Regions from separate parts of the Homo sapiens genome. Here regions 2 and 3 are each linked to region 1. Evidence: read pairs that join two places in POLR2A ChIA-PET (ENCODE). Cell type or tissue: GM12878. All regions are shown on one strand. Region 1 overlaps INTS7 (integrator complex subunit 7). Region 2 has its middle 78 kb from the start of LPGAT1-AS1. Region 3 has its middle 100 kb from the start of INTS7.

Region 1 (8,000 bases):
TTATTTGACTTGTTATATTACATGCAGTTATATGATACAGAATCATGTGATAAAGGATAAGGCAAGAGTCACTGTACTGTGATTATGTATTCATAGTTCACTGCATTGAAAGAAAAACTAGCATCTTATTTTTGGTAATACTTCAAACTACCTGGTCAAGAGTAGAGTAAATGCCAGAAATGGGAGGAAGATAGCTCTGTTCACTTAGAAACCAGATAGAATTCCATATTCCCTGTTATTTTTAAAAATTACACATATATGAAATAATATTCATATCTCTCCTAAGCAAAATATGGTGGGGGTTTCAGAATAGTTTTACATTTACAGAAAAATCGAGACGATAGTACACAGGGTTCCCACATTCCCCCACCATTTCCCCTATTATTGACATGTTACAATAGTATAGTACTTTTGTTATAAATGAACCAATATTGATACATTGTTATTATTAACCAAAGTTCATTCTTTATTCATAATTCTTTAGTTTTTCCCTAGTGTCGTTTTTATGTATCAACATAGTTTACATTTAGTTATCCTGCCTCCTGAGGCTCCCCTAAAGAGTTTGGAAGTTTGACCTAGTGCTTTTTTTGTTTTTTTTTTTTTGAGACAGGGTCTTGCTCTGTCCCCCAGGCTGGAGTGCAGTGGCGTGAACATGGTTTATAGCAGTCTCGACCTCCTGGGCTTGAGCGATCCTTCTGCCTCAGCCTCCCAAGTAGCTGGGACCACAGGCACGTACCACCATACCCAGCTAATTTTTCGAATTTTTGTAGAGACAAGGCCTCACTTTGAGCCCAGGCTGGTCTCAAACTCCTGAGCTAGAGTGATCCTCCCACCTCAGCCTCCCAAACTGGTGGGATTACCAGAATGAGCCACTGCACCTGGCCTCGATTTAAGTTTTTTAACATGAAAAAAAGTCCTTAATATATAATTTTTCTAAAAGCCAGAAAATGTAAATGGAGTAGACAGTTTAGAAGTATATTGATGTTTTAACTTCTATATTCATTTCTCTTCTGCATTCCAGGCACTTTGTGAGTGTGCCCTCCAGACTCCTTATGACAGCTTAAAACTAGGGATGTTGTCTGTCCTTTCCACACTATCAGGGACCATCGCCATCAAACATTACTTCAGTATAGTTCCAGGTAAGGAAAAGACAGGAGATACCATATAAATAATGTGCTAACTCCTTTATCCATATTTATGTTTCAGGTTGTTTCTTCTATAAAGCTTTAACATCAGGGAAAAAAATCTCATACTCCATTGCATGCTAGTGATTTATTTGAACATGATTTCTTAACTAATGCCTATGATAACAACATCTCGCATCCTTGATCTTAAGTCAATAATATATTTTTCTAGGTTTGTCCTTTTTTTTTTGAATTATATGTGGGTGAAAATATTTTTGAGGATGCTTAAAATAGTTGGTTTGCTTTTGTGTATCTCTGACTCAAAGTGCCCTTTGAATTTAAGTACATTTCAAAGGTCAAGTAGTAGTGAGTTTTAAAAGCAAATGTCATATGCTTCCTTTTAGGTGCATATTATTTCTCTGGAAAACAATTAAAATAAAACTTGACTCCAGCCCAATAACACTTTCCTAGTTACCTATTCAAGATGATTAACTCTAAAATGCTTTCATTAATGCCCGGTAAGGAGCTTGCTTACCTAACAGACTTAAAGCTAAACTTTTTTGTCATTTTGGGTTTTTTTTTGTTGTTGTTGTTGTTTTGTTTTAAGACAGAGTCTCACTCTGTTACCCAGGCTGGAGTGCAGTGGGGGGATCTTGGCTTACTACAACCCCCACCTCCTAGTTTCAAGAAATTCTCTTGCCTCAGCCTCCCGAGTTGCTGGGACTACAGGCGCCCGCCACCATGGCTGGCTAATTTTTGTATTTTTAGTAGAGATGGAGTTTCACCATTCAGCCCAAGCTGGTCTGAAACTCCTGGCCTCAAGTGATCCACCCACCTTGCCCTTTCAAAGTGCTGGGGTTACAGGCATGAGCCACTGTGCCCAGGCTGGTTGTTTTGTTTTAATGCAAGTTTTGCGGAACCTCTATTGCTTCCTTTTGTAGTCAGTTAGTTTGAATTAAAGAACTGTAATGTACATTTGTTTGTCCCTTTTATGGCCGCATAGTATATGATACTTTCTAGGTGTAGGGAATTCCCTGCCACGTAAGTCTTAATAGGAAGCTAAAAAGACCTGATACTCCGTTGTCACACCTCCCTTCCAGCTAGTGTGCTTACATGTGGCTTGGACTCAACTAATCATTTCCATGCCACAGACTGAATTGGGAGCCAGTAACAACAAGAAAGTAGGGATATGAGAGAATGGGGATATGGTGATGTAGCAATGACAGAGCAACATTTGTTTCCAGAATATACTCTAGCAGTGGGTGTTTGCTATGTCTGGTACCCTGTAACAGAAGTTAAGCTGTGACATGAAATAATCAGTAACAATGGCTGCTGTGTCCTCACTGGACTAATTCCATGCATGGTCTTTTGGGCTGTGGTCTTGGTTGCTCCCTGGCGTTTTTCTTATTTATTTTCTGACCTTGTTTTTCTATTAGTTTTGCAGGCTTTCCAGTGATTCTCTGAAGTACATTATCAGTTATCTATTGCTACATAACAAAATCACCCCAAACCGAGTAGCTTAAAACCATGACCTTTTTATTTGCTCTAATTATGTCAATCAACCATTTTGACTGTACTCAGGTGGGCAGTCCTATTGGCCTCACTTGGGGTCACTTGTGTGATTATGGTCATGTATGACCAGGATTGGATGGTCTAAGACGGCCTCATTCACATGCTAGAAATTGAAAGGCTTTCTGCTGAGGCACCTTAGTTTTTATCCATGTGACTCTTGGTGGGCTAACTTGGGTTTGTTTTCAGGATGTTGGTTGGAGCCAAAAGAAAGCAAGCCACCAACACAAAAGCATTTGTCAACCTTTTGCTTGCAGCCTGTTTTCCAATGCTTTATTGGCCAAAGCAAGTCACATGGAATTGGAAGATCACATGGTAAAGGAGCATGTCCACAAGGGATGTGAGAAATTATCACAGCCTTCTTTATAAACAACGTACCATATACCTAGGGTGCTTTCAATGTATTCTTTTTCTGCATAAATCACCCAGTGTGTTTCTTAGCTTGCAGTTAACATCCTTCACCAACATTGCACTTTGAAAGAGCTGTGATAGACAAAGTCTTAATCATATAATAGATGAGAGCTTTCCCATACAAGTAGCCTTTCAAGTGAGGCATATGCAAAGGAGTTTATAAGTATTGAAACTGAGACTCACAAAGGTTTGACGGTATGTCCAAAGTTCACATAGTTGTGAAGTGTCTGAGCCTAGGCCTGAACTCAGCGGTCTGACTCAGAATTCTCTTTTTTGTACCAAACTGACTTACATGCACAATAACTTTCTTTTTCTTTATTTTTTAATTCCAAAGACATGTATTAGCATTATGTTGGGTTATAATACTTAAACACTTTTCAAGCTAGGTATTTGTCCTTTTATTGAAGTTTGTTAATTTTGGCTTATATATGGAATTAAGCAAAGGCTTAAATAAATAGATAATATTTATAAAAAATAAAATCAAGGATTTTCCAAAGTTACATTATTTCCATAAATAATGGTAAATCTTTATTTCCGTTTATTATGTTTTTTCAATGTAGCCAAAAGTAGTTTAAAAAGCAAACTTAAATTTAGTATGTCTAAATCATCACTAACAAATGGCTCAAATATATAAGATGTTCAATATCAGACATATTTAAGAAAAAGGCACCTTAAAACAACACTTGAAATAATTTTAATCCATCAGATTGGCAAGGATTTAGAAGTTTGATAAACATGGTGTGTTGACAAGGGTGTGGGTAAGCAGTCATTACTGCTGCGAATATAAATTATTAAACTTGTACATAGATGATTTGGAAATACTCATTAAATTACAGATAACCCAGACTTTCCACTTCTAGGAATTTATCTTATTTACATAGTCACACATTGAGAAATGGCATATATACAAGATTATTCTGAGCACCATTTTATATAATAGCAAAATATTATTTCTTAGTAGAGGATGTAATAGCATTAAAAGATCATCAATAGAGGACTCAAAGAAATTATGACACATCACTGCAATAAAAATCAATGCAGTTTACTAAAAAGAAAATATGGCACGGAGCAGTCTCCATGATACAATATTTAAAGAGAAATAAAACAAGATGGAAAACAGTATGTGAAAAGGAAAAAGAAAGAAAGGAATAAATGTGCTTGTAAATTTATGGACTCTGGAATGATACACAAGAAGCTGATAACATTGGGTGGGGGAGGAAAACTTTTCTCTCACTAGCCTTTTACCATTTTCTACTCTTTGTTGTACCTTGTAAGCCTTGTGAGTTTATCTTAGAAAATCATTACTAAATAAATAAAAATTAAATTAAAAATAATCTTATTCCTAGAAAACATAGGAAAAGGCTCAGAAATATTAGATTTTAAAAGCAGAATATTGGCCAGTATCTACATATCCTGATTATATGTGAGTTTTTAAATTGTACTGTTGTACATAGGGGGAAAAAGATTTAAAAGAAATATTTCAGAAAATTAACAGTAAGGTCATGCTGGTTTGTGAAATTTGGTATGATTTTTGTATTGTTCTTTGGATTTTTCTGGGTTTTTTTTCTGAGTTTTCTATGGTGAGTGTTGGTAGGAATAAAACAAAGAAAAAACAAGTTATAAAACATGTTTGTAAATTTATAGATGACTCCGCATTGTCCATATCACATGGACAAAAAGAATAGAGGAAATACAATTTCCACAGTTTTGAAAAAATAAAGATATAGTTTCATCTTTCTAATGTTTTGCCTAACTTAAAAACACTGAAGGGGCCAGGCATGGTGGCTTACACTTTGGGAGGCTAAGATGGGAGGATCTTTTGAAGCCAAGAGTTTGAGACCAGCCTGAGCAACAAAGCAAGACCCATCTCTACAAAAAAAAATAACAAAATTAGCCAGGTATGGTGGCATGCACCTGTATTCTCAGCTACTTGGAAGCTGAGGTGGGAGGATCGCTGGAGTCCTGGAGTTTGAGACTATAGTGAGCTGTGATCTGTAGTAGGCCATGATCGCACCACTGCACTCCAGCCTGGGCAACAGAGTGAGACTCTGTCTCAAAAAAAAAACAAAACAAAACAAACAAAAACCCAAAAAACACTGAGGCTCTCTCTTAAACTTGTATTATATTAAACCAGAAATCAACAAAGTGACCATAGGTCCCATGTCACCACAGATATTCATGGTTTATGTCTATTGTAATTCTTAGTAGCGTCTCTTTCAGCCTCAAAAAATACGGTCACCCTTGGTATGAGAAACAAAGTTGAAGTTGACGAGAATCATGGAAAAATAAGCAGAGGAAAAGAAGACAGGAATGGGAGACTCTTTTAAGTAGTTGAACAAGCCCTAATCTCCTTGTTTTCTTGAAGCTTATTCAGTTATAACTGAGGGCTTCTCTACTGTAAATTACAATAGTTACAACATGAACCTTGCATTCCAGAATTTCAAATGTGAATTTTAAAAATTGCTGCAATCTATAGCATGGAATTTAAGGTATAAAGCAGAAGAGTATAATAACAGGGGCATTAGAACATGACTGATAAGTTTTATGAACTTAATGGCAAGATTCTTAAAATTTTGGGGCTTTGGGCTTTGATTCCACCTGTAAAAATAGGGTGTGTTAAATCAGATGATCCCAAAATTCTTTCCAGCTCTACAATCACGAATTCATATGAGGTATAAATGTGTGTCAGCAATCTGAGATGGAAAAAAAAAGCAAATTTAAATTTTTTTCTCTTTTCTCTCCTATCTTGAAAGTATGGTTTTGTCTGACAAGAGGCCTATAATGATACCTGTTTTAATCAGAATTCATTTGAACTCTTAGGATAGTTGTTTTGGCTTTTGTACTGTTAGTCAATTTTTATTAATATTTTTTAAGAAATTATACGTTGATTTTAGATCTTAGTCATTACGAAACTGTTGGCACATACCTATTTCAAGTACCTTAATGGAGAGAAATGCTGATATGTATTGATAGTGGGATTGTGGTAGGAAATTTTGTTGAAGTTTATTGTTAGAGACTTTTCTCAAAAATTAAGAAAATTGAACCTATGAGCTGAACTGCTTTTGAACTATTTGAATTACAATTTCTACTACTTTTCTCTGCTTTTTTAGGAAATGTGAGTTCTTCTCCCAGATCTTCTGATTTAGTCAAATTAGCCCAAGAGTGCTGTTACCATAATAACAGGGGCATTGCAGCTCATGGAGTTAGAGTCCTAACTAATATAACTGTTTCTTGTCAAGAAAAGGGTAAGTTTGATCAGGACTGATATTACGTATAAACTTTGGTTTAGACCTTGGACAGAATTCTGTTTGATTTTTTTTTAATCCCTTATTTTTAGCCTGTGTGCCTTGATCTACAAATTGACTCCTTTCAAAGTGTTCTTAGAGCATGTGTTCTTAAGACTACTTTATCCTTGTGAAAAATAATAAAGAGATGAAGACCTTGGGAGTGGAATTGAAAGGTTTTATGGAGCATTGCCCATTTCCTTCCACTGCTTACCTTTGCATATATGGTGCATATATGGTGGATAAAGATTGCTTAGGACTCTACCCCTTTTGTATAAGGTGGTATGTTCACTTATACAAAAACCTAGAAAATTTACTTAGGTTCTCCAGGGACTTAAATAACAAATAGTTTCACCTAGAGGCAAGTGAATTCACAGACCAATGTGAATTAAATTTTCACAGAATTTACTCTAGGTATATGTGGCATTAAACTGACTTGCATAATCAAGGAGGACATGCAAGGAAAATAATGCACATATTTTGTTGTCTACCTAACATCTTTTGACTTGTGTTCAAGAACAAGAAATGCATTTTGGATATTCCATCTGTTTCAGTGCTGATTTTGATCTTCATTAAGGATTACAAGCTCAGTGGTTCCTCTTATCCCCCCTAGCCTTCAGCACTGCTTGTTCCTAGTACCTGTTTTTTTCTAGCAACCTGACCTTCACTAGCCTTTACTCTGTTTGCCAAGCTCCTGCACTCAGGAAACATTTCTTAAAGTTGAAAGTTGATTCTGATTTGGATAATTAAGCCTGTTTTATATTGGCATCACAAAGAGTATTTTCTTCCATGTAACACAGAAAACTGCTGTATGTTCTCAACACTGAAATATATTAACCTAAAGGTAACTAATATATTCAGAACTTTCTAAAACCTTCAGAGAAATTTTAACCCTATGGTAGTGAAAAGATGTTCTAGTGCTGCTATTTCATGAGACATCTAAGAGGTTCATTCTTTATGGTCAGACTTAAAACAGTAATAAGGTTATGTGGAGACCTTATTATTTCCTAAAAGTGGTTCAGCTTTCATTAGAAGCTGAAAACTGTTATATCTTAGGTAAAAATGGACCTGCATAATTTATTTCTGATTAGGGAGATTAACACATACTGCATAGTTTGCTGTTCTTAGTATTTTCCTTAGCTAAGCTGGTGACACTATTTCAGTTTTGCTTTATTTATAGCTTTGTGGCTTTAGCTCTTGATTTAATGTGTATATTTTTATAAATACTTCAATAAAGTGGTAGAAATAAAGTCTGAAGATAGACTTTACATTCTAGAAGTAATGCCACATGTACTTTTTCAAGGAAGGTTAGGTTCATCCATTTAATAATTCCCTATATCTTAAACTCCTTAATGTTTTTTCTAAGAGAGTGTGTATGCATGTATATGTGTGTGTGTTTGTACACACATCACTTGACCATCATAAAGTTTACTGTTTTTCTTCTAGATCTTTTGGCACTGGAACAAGATGCTGTCTTTGGCCTGGAATCCCTACTGGTACTTTGTAGTCAAGATGATAGTCCAGGTGCTCAGGCCACTTTAAAGGTGAAAACTTTTATTTATTAAGTTGTAATAGATATATATGATGGTCTTAGGCAATAGAAAGCAAAGTT
Region 2 (8,000 bases), 76 kb after region 1:
TTGAAGACCAGCCGCCCCAACATGGTGAAATCCCATCTCTACTAAAAATACAAAATTAGCCTGGTGTGGTGGCAGGCCCCTGTAATCCCAGCTACTTGGGAGGCTGAGGCAGGAGAACTGCTTGAACCCGGGAGGCAGAGGTTGCAGTGAGCTGAGATCATGCTACTGCACTCCAGCCTGGGCAACAAGAGTGAAACTCTGTCAAAAAAAAAAAGGAGCAAAGATGGAATGAACTTCCCAGGAAGGCCACAACCCCCCTGTTCTCCTGCAGACCAGATGCCCATGTCACAGGGGGCGTGGATAGCAGAATCTCACCCTGGGAGGTGCCTGGCCCAGAAGACCCTCCAGGTCCCTTCCAAATCTCAGATTGTACAACCATAGGCTTATGTGGGAGTACAAATAAAATACACACTCATTTATTTAGGAAGCTGAAGTCTTATCCTGGCCAAAGGCAGTGACCCGAAATAAATGACTTCCTGAGATTCCTTTTATGAGGCTATAAATGGAAATTGCCCTTCCTATGAAAATATGATGACTCAACAAATATAACCAGGTAAACATGAGATGTGTGGCAATGTCCTGGGTGTTCAGAAAAGTCTCTCAGTCCACAGTCTTAGACTTTGAGAGGGAAGATATCTAATCACCATATGAACCTAACATTCCTAAATATAGTCATTACAGATGAGTACCTATGGGGGTAGCAAGGGCTGAAAGAGTGCATGATTGATTTGTAATAGCAAAGAAAGCTTGGGGGCATGTGGAGGCAGGAGTTTTAATAAGTTGTAACCAAGAGATGAGAGGGGTGGGGACTGAGAGAGGAAGAGAGGCCCTGCCCCACATCTCTGTGTTAATGTGAACAGCTTTGGTGGAGGAAAGAAGGCACATTGCCAGTGGAGGGAAGAAAGCACAATCTTTCCTAAACAGATCACAGATATCTTTATTGACTAATATAATAATTATAATCGGCTGGGCGCAGTGGCTCATGCCTGTAATTCCAGCACTTTGGGAGGCTGAGGTGGGCGGATCAGGAGTTGGAGACCAGCCTGCCCAACATGGTGAAACCCCGTCTCTACTAAAAATACAAAAATTAGCTGGGCGTGGTGTCATGCACCTGTAGTCCCAGCTACTCAGGAGGCTGAGGCAGAAGAATCGCTTGAACCTGGGAGGTGGAGGTTGCAGTGAGCCGAGATCGTGCCACTGCACTCCAGCCTGGGTGACAGATCAAGACTCCATCTCAAAAAATAATAATAATAATTAGAATTAGAATTATAATCTCCTCCATTTACTGAGGGCCCACTGGGCAGCAGTTGCTTTACATACATTATCTCATCAAATCAGTCCAATAGCCAGGTAAAGCAGTGACCATTGTCTCCAGGGACCAGGGGCCAGAGATATGAAGAACTATGGCTTTGGGGGTGCCTGCCTAACTCACAAGAGCCCTCTTCACTGCCCCTTGCCCACAGTGGTTGCTCCTAGCACCCTCCATTCAGTGTGAACCCTGCTGTCTGTCCTTGGCTGAGTCAGAGCCCCTCCCCGAGAGAGCACACATCTGGAATTGTGTCCAAGACAGATCCACGCTTTCCGTGGGATGGGAGCTGTAATTTGAAGCAAGGGCAAGGGATGGTCATATTCTGCTATGCTGAGACAGAGGAAGATGGGAGTAGGAGGTGGTCAGGGAGGGGAGGAGGGAGGGAGAGACAGAGACAGAGAGAGAGAGAAAGAGGAAGCAGATGCCTAGAGAGATACAGAGACAGAGAGAGGCACCACTTGGCTCCCTGTGGGTGGCTGCCCACTTCCCTGTTTTTGGTTCTTCCTGGGATCCGGGGCCTTCCTGCCCTCCAGTAAAGAGACAGCCCTATAGCTTTATAATAAATTGATTCTTATTACTTATGCCAGCTTGAGTGCCCATGACTCACAACCAATAAGCTCTTACTAATACAAGTGCTTTGTCTATTTGTTAAATAAGGAGCCAGTCTTCCAACACAAGTTTGCACCTATGCAGAGTCCATGAGGAGCTCCTGCTTCTTTTCTGTCTGCTTCAGAGTGGCAGTTTTAAAGTAACATTTCCTAAAAGGAGGTCTGGTGAGACAGCGTGCTCTTTGCATCATCAAGGTGGCCCCTGTGCCAATTAGGTGTCACCAGCCTGAGAGCCAGCTGCTCTGATGAGCACAGGAGCTGACCAGCAGCAATGAAGCTAGTTCACAGAGTTCAGTGGTCACACACCTATCTCCATCATCACATTCTCCCTAGAACAGTGGGCATCTTTCCTACAACACTGTTGCTTTCCACATTTTAATGGCATGGAGCAGGAGAAATTCCTTTAGGAGCTTGGCTTCCTAAGCCTCTGCCGTCTCCCAGCACTAGCTCCCACCTTCACTCTCACCACCCCAGAACTGCGCCTGCTTGCCACACACCTGCTTGTCAGAACTGCCACCTTCGCCACCGCTTCTCCCAAGCCTCCTCCTGGCCTCTGCCCACAGACTCCCTCCTGGTTGGCTTCACCCTGAACCTTGTCCCCATGTCTATGATAGCCCCGATGACACATTCCTGCTTCTACTTGCTTAGCTATCTGTCTCCCACTTCTACCCAGGGGCCCCTGAAGGGCAAGGTCTGTGTCCAGTTGGTGATGTGTCTCTAGTCCCTATCACAGTGGATGGCACATACTTCGTACTTAGTAAATGTCTGTAGAGTGAATGATTGAAAGAATAAATGAATGATTAAACAAACTCATTTTTTTTCCAGATTCATTTCATTCACTGTCCCTTCCCTCTGACATATGGAGCATGCTATGTTTTACTTCACTAACATTTCTTTTAGGATAAGTTTGTCTTCCCTGTTTCTTTGTGCAACTGAAGGACTTCAGAACAAGGGCTTCTTCCTCTTTCCTTTTCATACCTAGCACAAGGCTTCACATACAACTGGTGTCAATTTGTGTGTGTGTGTGTGTGTGTGTGTGTGTGTGTGTGTGGTTCTGAGTGTTTTGTTTTAGAGCTCAACATAATAATCTTCATGCTTATTCTTTCCCAGGGAGCTTCCCAAATAGCAATGTCGTTGGTGTCCTGTCCTTTTCTTCCTCTCCTTATGGATGCTCGCTTCTTGACGGTGGACATAGTTCAACATGAGGCTTTAGATTCAACGGGAGTGACCTTTCGCTTAGGCAATCCAGACAGGAATTTACTCAAACATCCAAAAATAGAGACATCTATTTAATCGCCCTAATTGAACTTAGGAAAATCTATCACATCACATTCCTGCACTTTCTGACCTGCCTGAACAGAACAAACAAGAAGTGAAGTGCCTACTGGGGGATCACCCCTGTCCCCATCAGTTAGGCAGCAGGTGCACGCATGCAATGGGTGAGCTCCTGCAGTGGGGGGCTACATAACACGTGCCCCCCTGCTGCTGTAGCCCTTACAGGCTGTTTCCTTCCCACGGCAAGCCAGTGATAGTGGCCTTGAGGCTATAGGATGTGGCTATTAGAGGAGAGAGGGGTGAGAAGGGGAGAGCCAGCTAGGAGGGTCCTGGATGAGTGAGGAGAAGGCTGTGCATGGGTTATGTAGGTCGTCACCACCTCTCGGTGTTCAGGGTGCTGCTCCCCAGTAGTGGCACTTGCCATTTTACTAGACAACCCTTGACATTACATTGCTGCCACCACCTTTGCTCTGGGCCCTCTGGGCAGCAGCAGCTCCCTCTGCCATCCTGGATTACATCACTTGGTTTTAGGTGAGCCAGGACAGCCCCTGGAGAGGAATAAACATGCTGAAAGGGAATTCACAGGAAGGGGAACTGACATTTAAGTGCCTACTTTATGCCAGGCACTGTGCTAGGCTTTCTTTTTCCTTTTCTTTTTTTTTTAATTAAAGAGTGTAAATATGAAATTCATATATCTTAAATTAGTTATCAGAGCCCCACACAATTAATTTCTTTTTCCCATGTCTGGTTTGCTAAAAATTATTTAAGATCTCAATTCCCCACTGATTTGGCAAGATATGGTGAAATCGATAAAATATTTTTTTAGACTTAAAAAAAAAAGGAAATCCTGCCATTTGCAACAATATGTATGAAACTTGAGGCCATTATGCTAAATGAAGTAAGCCAGACTCAGAAAGACGAATACTGCATGATCTCACTTACACATGAAATCTAAAAAATGTTGAACTCATAGAAACAGAGAGCAGAGGGGTGATTACAGAAGTCAGGGTGTGGGAGAAATAGGGAAGTGTTGCTAAAAGGAACTAATTTGTAGTTGTAAGATGAATAAGTTCTGGAAACCTAAGGTACAGCATGGTGACTATAGTTAATAATAGATTGTATACCTGAAATTTGTTAAGAAAGTAGTTTGTTTTGTTTTTTTTTAAAGATAGAGTCTTGCTCTGTCTCCAGGCTGAGTGCAGTGGCATGATCTTGGCTCACTGCAGCCTCCACCTCCCGGGTTTAAACAATTCTTGTGCCTCAGCCTCCTGAGTAGCTGGAATTACAGGTGTGCACCACCATGCCCAGCCAATTTTTGTATTTTATTAGACATGGGGTTGTACCATGATGGCTAGGCTGGTCTCGAGCTCCTGACCTCAAGTGATCTGCCTGCCTTGGCCTCCCAAAATGCTGGGATTACAGGCGTGAGCCACTGCCTGAAAGTAGATCTTAAGTATCACCACATATACAGACACACACAAAGGTAACTATGTGAGGTGATGGATACATTACTTAGCCTAGATGTGGTAATTATTTTACAATGTATACATATATCAAAACATCATGTTGTACAACTTGAGTATATGCAATTCCTATTTGTCAATTCTACCTCAATAATGCTGAATAGAAATAAATTAAAATCAAAACCCCCCTGTTCACATTGGATCAATGGATAATGAACATATAGCCAACATGGGAAATTTTCAAAGAAAAGTAAATATATTACTTTAATCATTAAAAAAGATGTGAAATTGCTTGGCTTTTTGTAGATAATATACATGACAGGAGAACTGTGTCTTATATTTCTGGTCTTCTATGTAGCTCTGACTTTATGGTCAATATTCTGAGTCTCATTCTATTCTCAAAGCAGCAAAATAACTTGAAGGCTTGAGATTGAACATTTTTGGTCTAATTGCTCACCAGAACCCATTTTCCTCCTCATCCCAGTCACATGTCTCAGCCTTCCTTGTAGTCAGATATGGCCAAGTGGATAAATTTCCTCCAAAGGAATGTGAGCACAAGTGCTGTGTGTCACTTCCAGGACTACACCTGAATGTGTTTCCTCCCCAGTCTCTTCCCCATTTCCACACATTGAGACTGAGACACAGCAATGATTCAACCAGGACCATGCAGATAACAGCAAGGCCTAGGGAATAGAGGAGCAACAAGATGGAAAAAACTTAGATCCCTGAATGATTAGGTGGAACAGAGCCACCTACTCCTTGGAATGCCCACCTTGAACTGATATGTGAGAAAAAAACCAAACTTTTATCTTTTTTTTTTTTTTTTTTTTTTTTGTGACAGTGTTTTACTTTGTCACCCAGGCTGGAGTGCATGGCGCCAACTCAGCTCACTCCAGCCTCAACTTCCCAGGTTCAAGCCATCCTCCTGCCTCAGCCCCCCAAGTAGCTGGAACTGCAGGCGCACACCACCATGCCCAGCTAATTTTTGTACTTTTAGTAGAGACAGGGTTTCGCCATGTTGCCCAGGCTGCTCTTGAACTCCTGGCCTCAAGCGATCTGCCAGCCTCAGCCTCCCAAAGTGCTGGATTACAGGTGTGAGCCACTGTGCCCGGCCTCTTTTATTTTCTTTAAGGTATGGAATTATTGATTGGTCTCTGTTAGAGAAACCTAATGTTATACTAATATAGAAATTAGTATAGAAAATACAGCATTGCTTTTATCAAAATCTGAAATATGTGGCATTGTCTCAGCAGTTGAGCGATAAGAAAATTGATATTATGTACTGGAAAGCCAGTGTCCTTTTTATGCTGAGGCAAAAAAAAGTTTGGCAATAATAATAATAATAATAATAATAATAAGAAGAAGAAGAAGAAGAAGAAGAAGAAGAAGAAGAAAAATAAAAAGAAGAAGAAGAAGAAAAATAAAAAGAAGAAGAAGACAAAGAAGAACTATACCCAGGAAAGAACTTTGGGAGTGGTGACTGGTCCATGGAGCTGACTGTAACCTTCTCAGTTTTTGAGGGAACTAATTGGCAAATAAATTGCAAGCCTCATCAGTAAAAAACTCTTTAAGCATTTATGCCTTAAAGCAGCACTTGGGCCCCCACGTCTGCACCAGCAGGACCAAGCTGTGAAATCTGCATTGCTCCTAAGAGGGCTTAATCCAATACTCACTTTGTATGTTGCAAGAGGGGATAATGGATGAAGAACCTCAAAGAAGGCAAAGCCATCAGTCATGAGGGACCATGGACATACCTCTTCCATACTTTTACCACTTCCTGCCCACTGGGATTAACCAGGTTGTTGCATGTAGCTACTGGTCATTCATTTTCATTGCTCAGTAGTATTCCATTGTAAGAGTATACCATAGTTATTTATCTATTCTTCACTGATGGATGTTTAGGTTGTTTCTAGCTTTTTTTTTTTTTTTTTGCCAAAATGTACATGAACATTCTTGTACATACTTCTAGTTGCACCTGTGCGCAGATTCCTCTGGGGTATATTCTTAGGAGTACAATTGATGAGCTGTTGAGTACTGTACTAGAAATGCCAAACTGAAAGGGGTCGTACCAGTTATACTTCTTCATGTGATATATTTGTGTTCCCTTTGTTTCATAGTCTTGTTTGCTATCTTCAGGTGTTTTAATGTGGCAACCTTGTAAATATCTACTAGTGTATATATGGGGTTTAATTTACATTTTCCAATTACTAATAAGGCTGAATATTTTTCATGTTGTTTATTGGCCATTTGTAGTTTCTCTTTTGTGCCTATTCAAAACCTTTGGAGAGAGCTCCTGGGTTATCTATCATTTTTATGTTAATCTGTAGGAATTCTTTTATGTAATAATTAATCTTTTACATAATGTTGCAAATATGTTCTCTCACCTTGTGGCTTGTCTTTTTACTCTCTATCTGGTGTTTTGATGAACAGAGTAGTTAAATTTAATATGGTTAAACTTACCTATCTTTTTATCCCTCAGTCTGTATCTCTTCCTATCTATGGTTCACGTTCAGGATCTCTGAAAGCTCATCTAATTGGTTGACCAGGCACAGTATAGGGAAATGTGGTGTGGTTGATACTCTCATACCAGACCATTTCCTAGGTCCTGGGCCACCTATGGATGTCTGCCTTGGGGTCAATGCGAATCTCTGGATCTAGTAGCTGGGGCCTAAGATGGAGAGTACCACTTAATTTTTATTTACTTATTTGTTTTTTTTTTTGAGACAGGGCTCACTCTGTTGCCCAGGATGGAGTGCAGTGGCCCTATCTTGGCTCACTGCAACCTCCCGCTCCTGGGTTCAAGAGATTCTCCTGCCTCAGCCTCCCAAGTTGCTGGGATTGCAGACACCCGCCACCATGCCTGGCTAATTTTTGTATTTTTAGTAGAGATGGGGTTTCACTATGTGGGCCAGGCTGATCATGAACTCCTGGCCTCCTGTGATCCACCCACCTCAGCCTCCAAAAATGCTGGGATTACAGGTATGAGCCACCATGCCTGGCCTAGAATACCATTAAAAGCAATAAATAGGCCAGGCGTGGTGGCTCATGCTTGTAATCTCAGTACTTTGGGAGGCCAAGGCAGGTGAAACACATGAGGCCAGGAGTTTGTGACCAGCCTGGCCCACAAGGCAAAACCCATCGCTAATAAAAATACAAAACTTACCTGGGTGTGGTGGTGGGGGCTTGTAATCCCAGCTACTTGGGAGGCTGAGGCAGGAGCATCACTTGAAACCAGGAGACGGAGGCTGCAATGAGCTGGGATTGCACCACTGCACTCCAGCCTGAGCAACAGAGTGCGACTCTGTCACAAAATAATAATAAAATTAAAATAAATAAATAAATAAT
Region 3 (8,000 bases), 50 kb after region 1:
TATATTGTTACAATTGTTCTATTTTATAATCACTTAATCTCTTTACTGTGCCTATTTTATAAATTAAACTTTGGCATAGGTGTGTATGTATAGGAAAAAATGTAGTGTATATAGGGTTTGGTACTATCCTCAGTCATAGGCATCCACTGGGGATCTTGGAACGTATCTCCTACTGATAAGGGGGACTGCTGTGTAGTCCAGTGACTGAGAGCACCAGCCTTTGGGGCCATACTGCCGAGGTTCCAATCTTAACTTTATGACCTTGGACAAGCTACTTAGTCTCTCTATGCCTCAATTTCCTTATTCCTAATAGAGAAACATATTAGTGTTTCATGGGGTAGGTATGAGAATTAAGTGAGTTAGTATAGAATTTACTTAGAACATGCTTGGCATATAGTAAAACAGATATATAAGCATTTGCTTTTATTATTACTACTACTGTCATTATCCTCCTTAGTATTTTTTTTTCCAAAGTGTTAGATCAGTTCTCACTGAGCATTTTATTACCTTGTCTCTGCTATTAAACACATTTAAGCTATCTTTCCTAATGCAATTTGGGTACATTGAGTAATAATGATCTAAACAAAATAGAATTTCTGTCTACTATGCTATAAATCATTTAATTAAAATATGTAAAGGCAGACATACAAGGAAATATATGTAAATACATTCTGCTGATTGCCTTCAGTGATGATAGCAATAGAATGTTGACTATTCAGAAATTAATGTATTCCAGCTTAAACTAAGACCTTCAGACATAACCTTTCTAGCGCAAACCAACCAAGATAGCAGGCAATTTGCAACTGGGGAATATGCCATTTCTCATGTTAAGATACTGTTCAGAGAAGAACAAACCAATTAGACAAGATCCTCAGACTAGGGTCCCAGAGAAGTCAGTTTAAATTCTATTTATAAGACTCATCATTAATCCTTAGATAAGTCACTTGATCTTTCTGTGCCAATACCTGCCAACAGAATATTGAGAATAAGATGACCTGGCACTTGGTATGTAGAGTATAGGCACCACTGACCAACAGAACTTTCTGTAATGATGGAGGCGTTCTAAATTTGCACTAACCGCTACAGCCACTGGCCACATGTAGCTATTGAGTACTTAAAATATGGCTAGTGTGATTGAGGAACTGAATTAATTTACTTTTAATTCAGTTAAATTTAATTATTTTATTTATTTATTTATTTATTTATTTATTTATTTATTTAGAGATGGAGTTTTGCTCTTGTTGCCTGGGGTGGAGTGCAATGGTGCGATCTCAGCTCACTGCAACCTCCGCCTCCCAGGTTCAAGTGATTCTCCTGCCTCAGCCTCCCAAGTATCTGGGATTACAGGCATGTGCCACCACACCCGGCTAATTTTGTATTTTTAGTAAAGGTGGAGTTTCATCATGTTGGTCAGGCTGGTCTTGAACTCCTGACCTCCAGTGATCCACCCCCATCGGCCTCCCAAAGTGCTAGGATTACAGGCATGAGCCACCATGCCCGGCCTCCTTCAGTTAAATGGCTTCATGTGGCTACTGCCTATGGAGTTGGAAAGTGCAGGGAATGAAAAATGAAAAAATGAGAACTGTTACCTTAAGACCTAGATGACCCTTAAGTGGATTTCTAGATAAGGGGGCCTACATTGGAATTCTTTGACTCACTAAAAGTTCCACACGAAAGAGTGTATAGATGACAAGGAGGGTATTTAGGTTCATGCGTTTGCTTTGCTTCTAGTATTAAATACTATGTTGAGGCCGGGCACGGTGGCTCACGCCTGTAATCCCTGCACTTTGGGAGGCCGAGGCGGGCAGATCACAAGGTCAGGAGATCGAGACCATCCTGGCTAACACAGTGAAACCCCGTCTCTACTAAAAATACAAAAAATTAGCCAGGCGTGGTGGCAGGCACCTGTAGTCCCAGCTACTTGGGAGGCTGAGGCAGGAGAATGGTGTGAACCCAGGTGGCGGAGCTTGTAGTGAGCCGAGATTGCGCCACTGCACTCCAGCCTGGGCGACAGAGCGAGACTCCGTCTCAAAAAAAAAAAATACTATGTTGCTCAATCAAACCCTGTTCTTTGCACAATGCCTTGGACTTAGCCTTTACCAGTCACATAGACAATAACAGTATGATGAGATGTAGTGAGAAGTCTAAAGTCTGGTGAGTTGGCTTAATTTGATTTTATTTTCTTCCTTCAACCATAATAATATGATATCCAGATTTTGTCTTTATGGAAGGATCTGTAAACACAGGCTTACCCATCCCACTTACAGGCAAGGCAAATGCTGCTTCTTGAAAAGCGGGGGTCTGGGTCATTATCCTCCTTACCCAAGTTGTCCCCTGGCCTGGCTTTTATCTTCACTATATTGTGGAGACACTTCATTGAGTCTCATACTAGATTTTAACTTTTCCATGGCTTCCGTCGTTTTGCCATGTTTTTCGCGTAGAATGTGTCTGTTTGCTGTGTCGCCACCCACTTTGGGGCCCTGAGCCTTCTCATCAGCACTGTTGCTCCCAGAGACATGTCCCCATTTCCCCCTTTTCCAGAACCGTTTTTTCCTTTGGGCATCATTTTTGAAATTTGCTGTTCTAAAAATATTTTGTTGTTGTTTCCAGATAATTTTTTAAGTAAAATTAATAAAGATGGGGTAATGCCAAATGAATTATAACAATCAGGAAAAAAATGAGCATCTCAAATACCCAGAAAGGATGTTTTGAAGAAAATTACATGGTATGCAGAGAAGAAATACTCTCTAACTCAACTTTCTTTGGTTTTCTTGGTGATTTCATTTGAGGGTTTTGATGAATTTATTTGTGGTGATGAGTTAAAAATGTGTAAAGGATTAGGACAAATAAAAGGGAACTAAATTACACTAAGGAATTATGAGAAGATACCGGTGTCTACCCTCTCCTGTTTCCTAAGACCATGGAAGGTGAAAATAGGCTGGAGTTTCCCTCCATCCCCCACTGGAAGCAGTGGAGCTAATGATGCTTTCTATTTATGTCATCTTGCCCTGATGGCATGAAAGAGTAGTGAGATGAGGAAAGTGATGATGAATTGTTAACACTTGCTCCTGCCTTGCTTTGCCTTCATATCCCACCCACCAGCAAAAGCGGACATCCTGTGATTAGGAGGTTCACAGGAGAAGCAGAAGAGAAGACTACTGTGGAAATGCAAATGGAGGAGAGGGACTCTCCCTGTGAGAGCACAACACGTCGCCAGGCCTGAGCTGGCCGTGGGAGAGTCAAAAGGAAACTGACAGGGAGAACCCCCAAGCAACTTGGAGTCTCACTGGACAGAATAAGGCCTATTTTTAGAAAATGTGGCGAGGGCTTAAAAAAAGTGACAAAACACAAAAGAGTGCCATTTCTGAAATTCATGATAGTGTCCCCTTGTATGTAACACTCGGGAGAGGATCTTAAGTAATTTAAAAACTGGCCATCGTTTGGCATTTTCTTCTTTTGCAGCATTTAGAATGCGTGTGTCCCTTCTCAGCCTCTTCTTGATGTAATTCAAACAATTGAGCACCTACTACTTGTTATCCAGAGAGGGGCAAAAGAGCATTTCGAAAAAAAAAAGGCCCCTAAAGTGTGAAGGAAATATTTAACTTCAAGGAGACAGGAGTTTACACTTAAAAAAAAGTTAAATACTGTCTCCTTACAGAAACTGCTGCTGCCTCTGGCCAGGCTGCTGGATGATTTGAACCCCTCCGTGTCACATTTCAAGGTATTGGAGTATTAGGGAGAAATAAGTATAGTCACAGAATCCCTTCAGCAACATCAGAGCTATCCTACTCAATGGTTACCATGTCCCTTGGGATGCTCAAAAGCATATTAGCCTGGCTAGAATTGTTGTCTCTGAGAGTGAGCACATCTGGAATCTCCTTGAGGGCTGTTGACACATGAGAGGGCCTGAGAATCTGTCCTAGGCACTAATTCCCCCTGCCCCCCACCCACTCCCAAGTGGCTGACCAGGAGTAGCTGATGAAAAGAAAACACTCCTGAGCACTGAAGGTAACTCAGCTGACATCACAAGGCACTGCAGCTCAATCAGCATTTGTCAGAGAAGGAATTCGAACACAGATTTTCCGGATGTATGCTAAAGGCATGGCCAGCAAGGGCATAAACCATTTTGAGAAGGTATTCTTTGATTCATGCACGAGATGTCTGTCAAACACACACAGCATAGCAGGTGCTGGGAATACAGTGGTGGCCAAGCTCCTGGGGTTCACGGCCATGCCACCCCCTCTTTCCTGCAGAGACCATGGGAGGGAGGGTGGTGAGAAACACATTCTGACCGTGACTATTCAGGGTGAGCCTGAGCTTCCTCACGTGGCTGATCATGTTCTCCAGTGAAAGGAGAAAGGAATGGGTTTGGACAGGACTCCCCAGGGCAGAGCCACTGCAGTTCCCTGTGCAGCCCTTCACAAAGGCTCACTCACCCTGTGTCTCCTTTGGTATTTAACCATCCTCACAACCCACTAAGTTTTTCTTATATCCAACCTAAACCACTCATTGCAATCTTTTAATTTTTACTTTTTAAAAATGAGGGGTCTGTCACCCAGGCTGGAGCTTAATGGCGCAATAATAGCTCACTGCGGCCTCAACCTGAGTTCAAGGGATCCTCCCACTTCAGCCTCTCACTGCAATCTTAAGCCTGCTTCAATTCTCTGTGATTGGGGAAGATGGGAAACTCCCACAAAGCTTTGGCCAGAGGGAAATAACTCCTGTCAGAATTCAGTCTCCCCTGACACCAACTATTCCACATAGAAAAACCCATCTGTCTTTCCAGACCCTATAGAAACACCCTGACCCTGATTTGTCTAACCAAGCACGATCCTTCATATTTCTCTGTAACCAGTATTGTGTACACTCAGCTGCCCGACCCTGGGGTTGGCTGCAATGTGGATAAATGGTGGCTAATGTTATCAGGTCCTGTTAATGGGAACGAACAGCTCTCTCCACTGTCCCACACCCTATATCAGCCACCTGGCTATTCTCCGAGTCTCTGTTTCTTCTCATCACATCTCTCTGAGCCTTGGCCTCTTCATCTGTGAAAGGGGGCTCATAGTTACCCTGTTGAAGAGTTGTGAAGATTAAATGTGATAACACTCACAAAGCCTGGTGCCTGGCGGGTGCCCAACAGATATTGGTTGCCTTCCTCCTCAGTGGTGGATTGGCCAGCCTGGCCCAGTGGCCCAGAGAGCAGCGGGGACAGGAACTTCAGCCCTACAAAACAGTGACATTTCAGGTCATCTCTGCCTTAAAGAAGGATGACGTTCCAGGTCTCATTTGAGGACCTAGAAGGGACTAAAAGCTCTTAGACTCAAGAGGAATGTATCCTTTTCTGTTGGGAGGAGGGTATTTCCATCTCTCAGCCTTCCCTGTCAGCACAAGTATTGATCCCTGGGGAAGTGAGAGAGGGGGCAGGGGAGTGCCAGGAAGATATGGGAGAAGTATCACCAGTGCAGTGAGCCGACCCAGACATCCTGTCATTCTTTCTGAGACTTATTTGGTCAACTGCAAAATAAATGGGCTTATATCCAAAGTTAGTTTGCACCATCAAATCTACTGGACATAAGCCCCAAGGTTCAATGGGTGCTTCATACCTAACTGATCAGAACTCTTTCCCTACTAACAAGGTTTTGGAGAGTTTGCCACCCCCCAAAAATGGAGCAAGAAGCAAGGAAGTTTACATTGAGTATAAGGAAGAACTTAGTGAACTCTAGAAACAATTACATACTGAAAGAAGGAAGCATTCAGGCTTCATGGGTGCTTCTGAAGGGCCTTAAGACAGGAAGCCTGTTCAATCACAGAGGTGCATTTGCCAAGAGCCTCTCTGGAGGCAGAGGAATGGACTCTATGACCTCTTGGCCCTATTTTATCAGCAAGATTTCATGGAGGCCACAGCTGCAGACTTCCCAGCAGGAGGGCTTTGCCTGGGAGATGCGTTGTGGCCCAGCTCCCCACCAAACACATGCCTTCGAGACTAAGGGCTCAGGCAGTGCAGCCGCAGATATAAATAACCTTCGTGTGACTCTTTCTGTCCTTAGAGCGGATGCCTCCAGCCATTGCCCAGAATGGGATGGAGGGAACAGGAGAAGGGTGCACAGAGAAGTGGTGGGGGTGGAGTGGGGGTGGAGTTGGGGAGGGCTGGGGTTGACAGCTGAGAAGAGAGTGACGGTGAAGAGGCTGTGTTTTCTCTCACCTCCTAAGTGTGTGTGTCTGCATGTTTCTGTGAGATAGGTGTTCATGCAGGGAGAGGAGCTGTCCTACTTTTGGGGAACGGGGTGCTGTTCTTCACAACGTGCTTTCTTTCTTTTCCCACTACCATCATCCTAGTTCACAACCTCATTATGTCTTCCTGGAATATTGCTTTCACTTCCTAATTTCCTTGCTGCTAGTTTCAGTCTCCTCTGAGTGAACCTTTCTTACCATTGCTTCCCAATTCATTCTTCTTTTTTTTTTTTTTTAAATCTAGACAGAGTCTTACTCTGTTGCCCAGGCTGGAGTGCAGTGGCACGATCACAGCTCACTGCAGCCCTGACCTCCTGGGTTCAAGGGATCCCCCACCTCAGCTTCCTGGGTAGCTGGGATTACAGGCGCGTGCCACCACATCGGGCTAATTTTTTGTATTTTTTTGTAGAGGCGGGGTTTCACCACGTTGCCCAGGCTGGTCTCAAACTTTTGGGCTCAAGCAATCCACCCACCTTGGCCTCCCAAAGTGCTGGGATTACATATGTGAGCCCCCGCGCCAGCTGCAATTCACTCTTCTTGTTAAAAAAAAAAAAACAAAACTGGGTTCCCAATACAGTGCACATTCTTCAATATATCATTGAAGATCCTCCACAATTAGACACAGGCCTAGCAGCCAGACCTCTCTTTTCTTTTTTTTTTTTTGAGACGGAGTCTCGCTCTGTCGCCCAGGCTGGAGTGCAGTGGCGCAGTCTCGGCTCACCGCAAGCTCCGCCTCCCGGGTTCATGCCATTCTCCTGCCTCAGCCTCCCGAGTAGCTGGGACTACAGGCGCCTGCCACCACGCCCGGCTAATTTTTTGTATTTTTAGTAGAGACGGGGTTTCACCGTGTTAGCCAGGATGGTCTCGATCTCCTGACCTCGTGATCTGCCCGCCTCGGCCTCCCAAAGTGCTGGGATTACAGGCGTGAGCCACTGCACCCGGCCCAGACCTCTCTTTTCTACGGCCCTCTGTGTGTATCCCAGCCCGCAGTAAAACTGGCACCCTGGGCATTCCATGAGCTCAGTTTGCACTATCTTACCTTTGTGGCTTTGCTCATATTTTCCCTCTGTCTGAACACTCTTCCCTCCATCCGTGAAAAACCTGTTCGTCCTTCCATGTCCTGATTTCTAGCCAGACACAATACTCAGTATTCCTCCATAGCCCGTATCCCAATCCATCTGTGTGAAGCAGTCTAGCTGCATGGCCCTGGGGTCGGAGGCACTGTAGACAAATGGAGGCTAATGTTACCATGTCCTGCCAGGAGCAGCCAGCTCCCTCCACTGCCCCATGCCTCCCATCAGCTCCCTGGCTATTCTGGCCTCCAGCCCTGGTTCTCACCCTGGCTTGAAGCAATCCTGGCTGATCTGCCTGCTGGCCATCCCCAGTGTTCGCCTCGGAGACTGAGGCAGAGAGGCAAGCTGTCTGAGCTCTGAGCAGTGGAGAGGCTGGAGCAGGGCCTGCTAGTATCACAGAGGCTCACCGTGGGCCTCAAGTGCAGCTGAGGCTCTGAACTGAGGGCTGAGGTAGGAGGGAGTGGGCAGTGACTAAAACTTGCAAGAAAGTTTTAATTTTTTTAATTTTTTTTAAGAGTACTTATCTATCTCTTTCCTCCTAGTCATTCTCACCCTCCTCCAGCAGCAGCCTCCTCTTGGTCAGAATTTAGAATATGTTGTTGCTTTGGATGGCTGGGGTTTCAGTTTCCAGCTAGGTTCTTCCCTGTCCATCTTTCCTCCCTCCTGGCCCTTCTTTTTCCTAGACTATCTACTATG

Evidence for each region. Peaks named below come from ENCODE experiments on the same cell type or tissue, not always from the same donor. Only the 100,000 strongest peaks of a DNase experiment are listed, where the experiment ranks them.
Region 2: POLR2A ChIA-PET joins it to region 1 with 5 read pairs; 1 of 35 experiments calls an interaction of 5 or more read pairs at or near these places.
Region 3: POLR2A ChIA-PET joins it to region 1 with 6 read pairs; 3 of 35 experiments call an interaction of 5 or more read pairs at or near these places.

What each region holds. Positions count from the first base shown.
Region 1 is chr1:211,981,025-211,989,024 of GRCh38, reverse strand. It overlaps INTS7 (integrator complex subunit 7), which reads left to right. Exons shown (of 20, transcript NM_015434.4): 8 at 1,022-1,139; 9 at 6,215-6,349; 10 at 7,835-7,932. Among named protein-coding and RNA genes, the nearest start is that of INTS7, 51 kb to the left of the region's middle. In GM12878, no CTCF peak of the experiment used is centred here; DNase peaks (open chromatin) are centred at 2,154 and 3,244; H3K27ac peaks cover 2,329 bases.
Region 2 is chr1:211,904,837-211,912,836 of GRCh38, reverse strand. No RefSeq gene overlaps it. Among named protein-coding and RNA genes, the nearest start is that of LPGAT1-AS1, 78 kb to the right of the region's middle. In GM12878, no CTCF peak of the experiment used is centred here; a DNase peak (open chromatin) is centred at 4,176.
Region 3 is chr1:211,930,812-211,938,811 of GRCh38, reverse strand. It overlaps the pseudogene LOC124904505. Among named protein-coding and RNA genes, the nearest start is that of INTS7, 100 kb to the left of the region's middle. RefSeq lists enhancers at 2,905-2,994, 3,045-3,324. In GM12878, no CTCF peak of the experiment used is centred here; a DNase peak (open chromatin) is centred at 3,201; H3K4me3 peaks cover 897 bases; H3K27ac peaks cover 4,437 bases.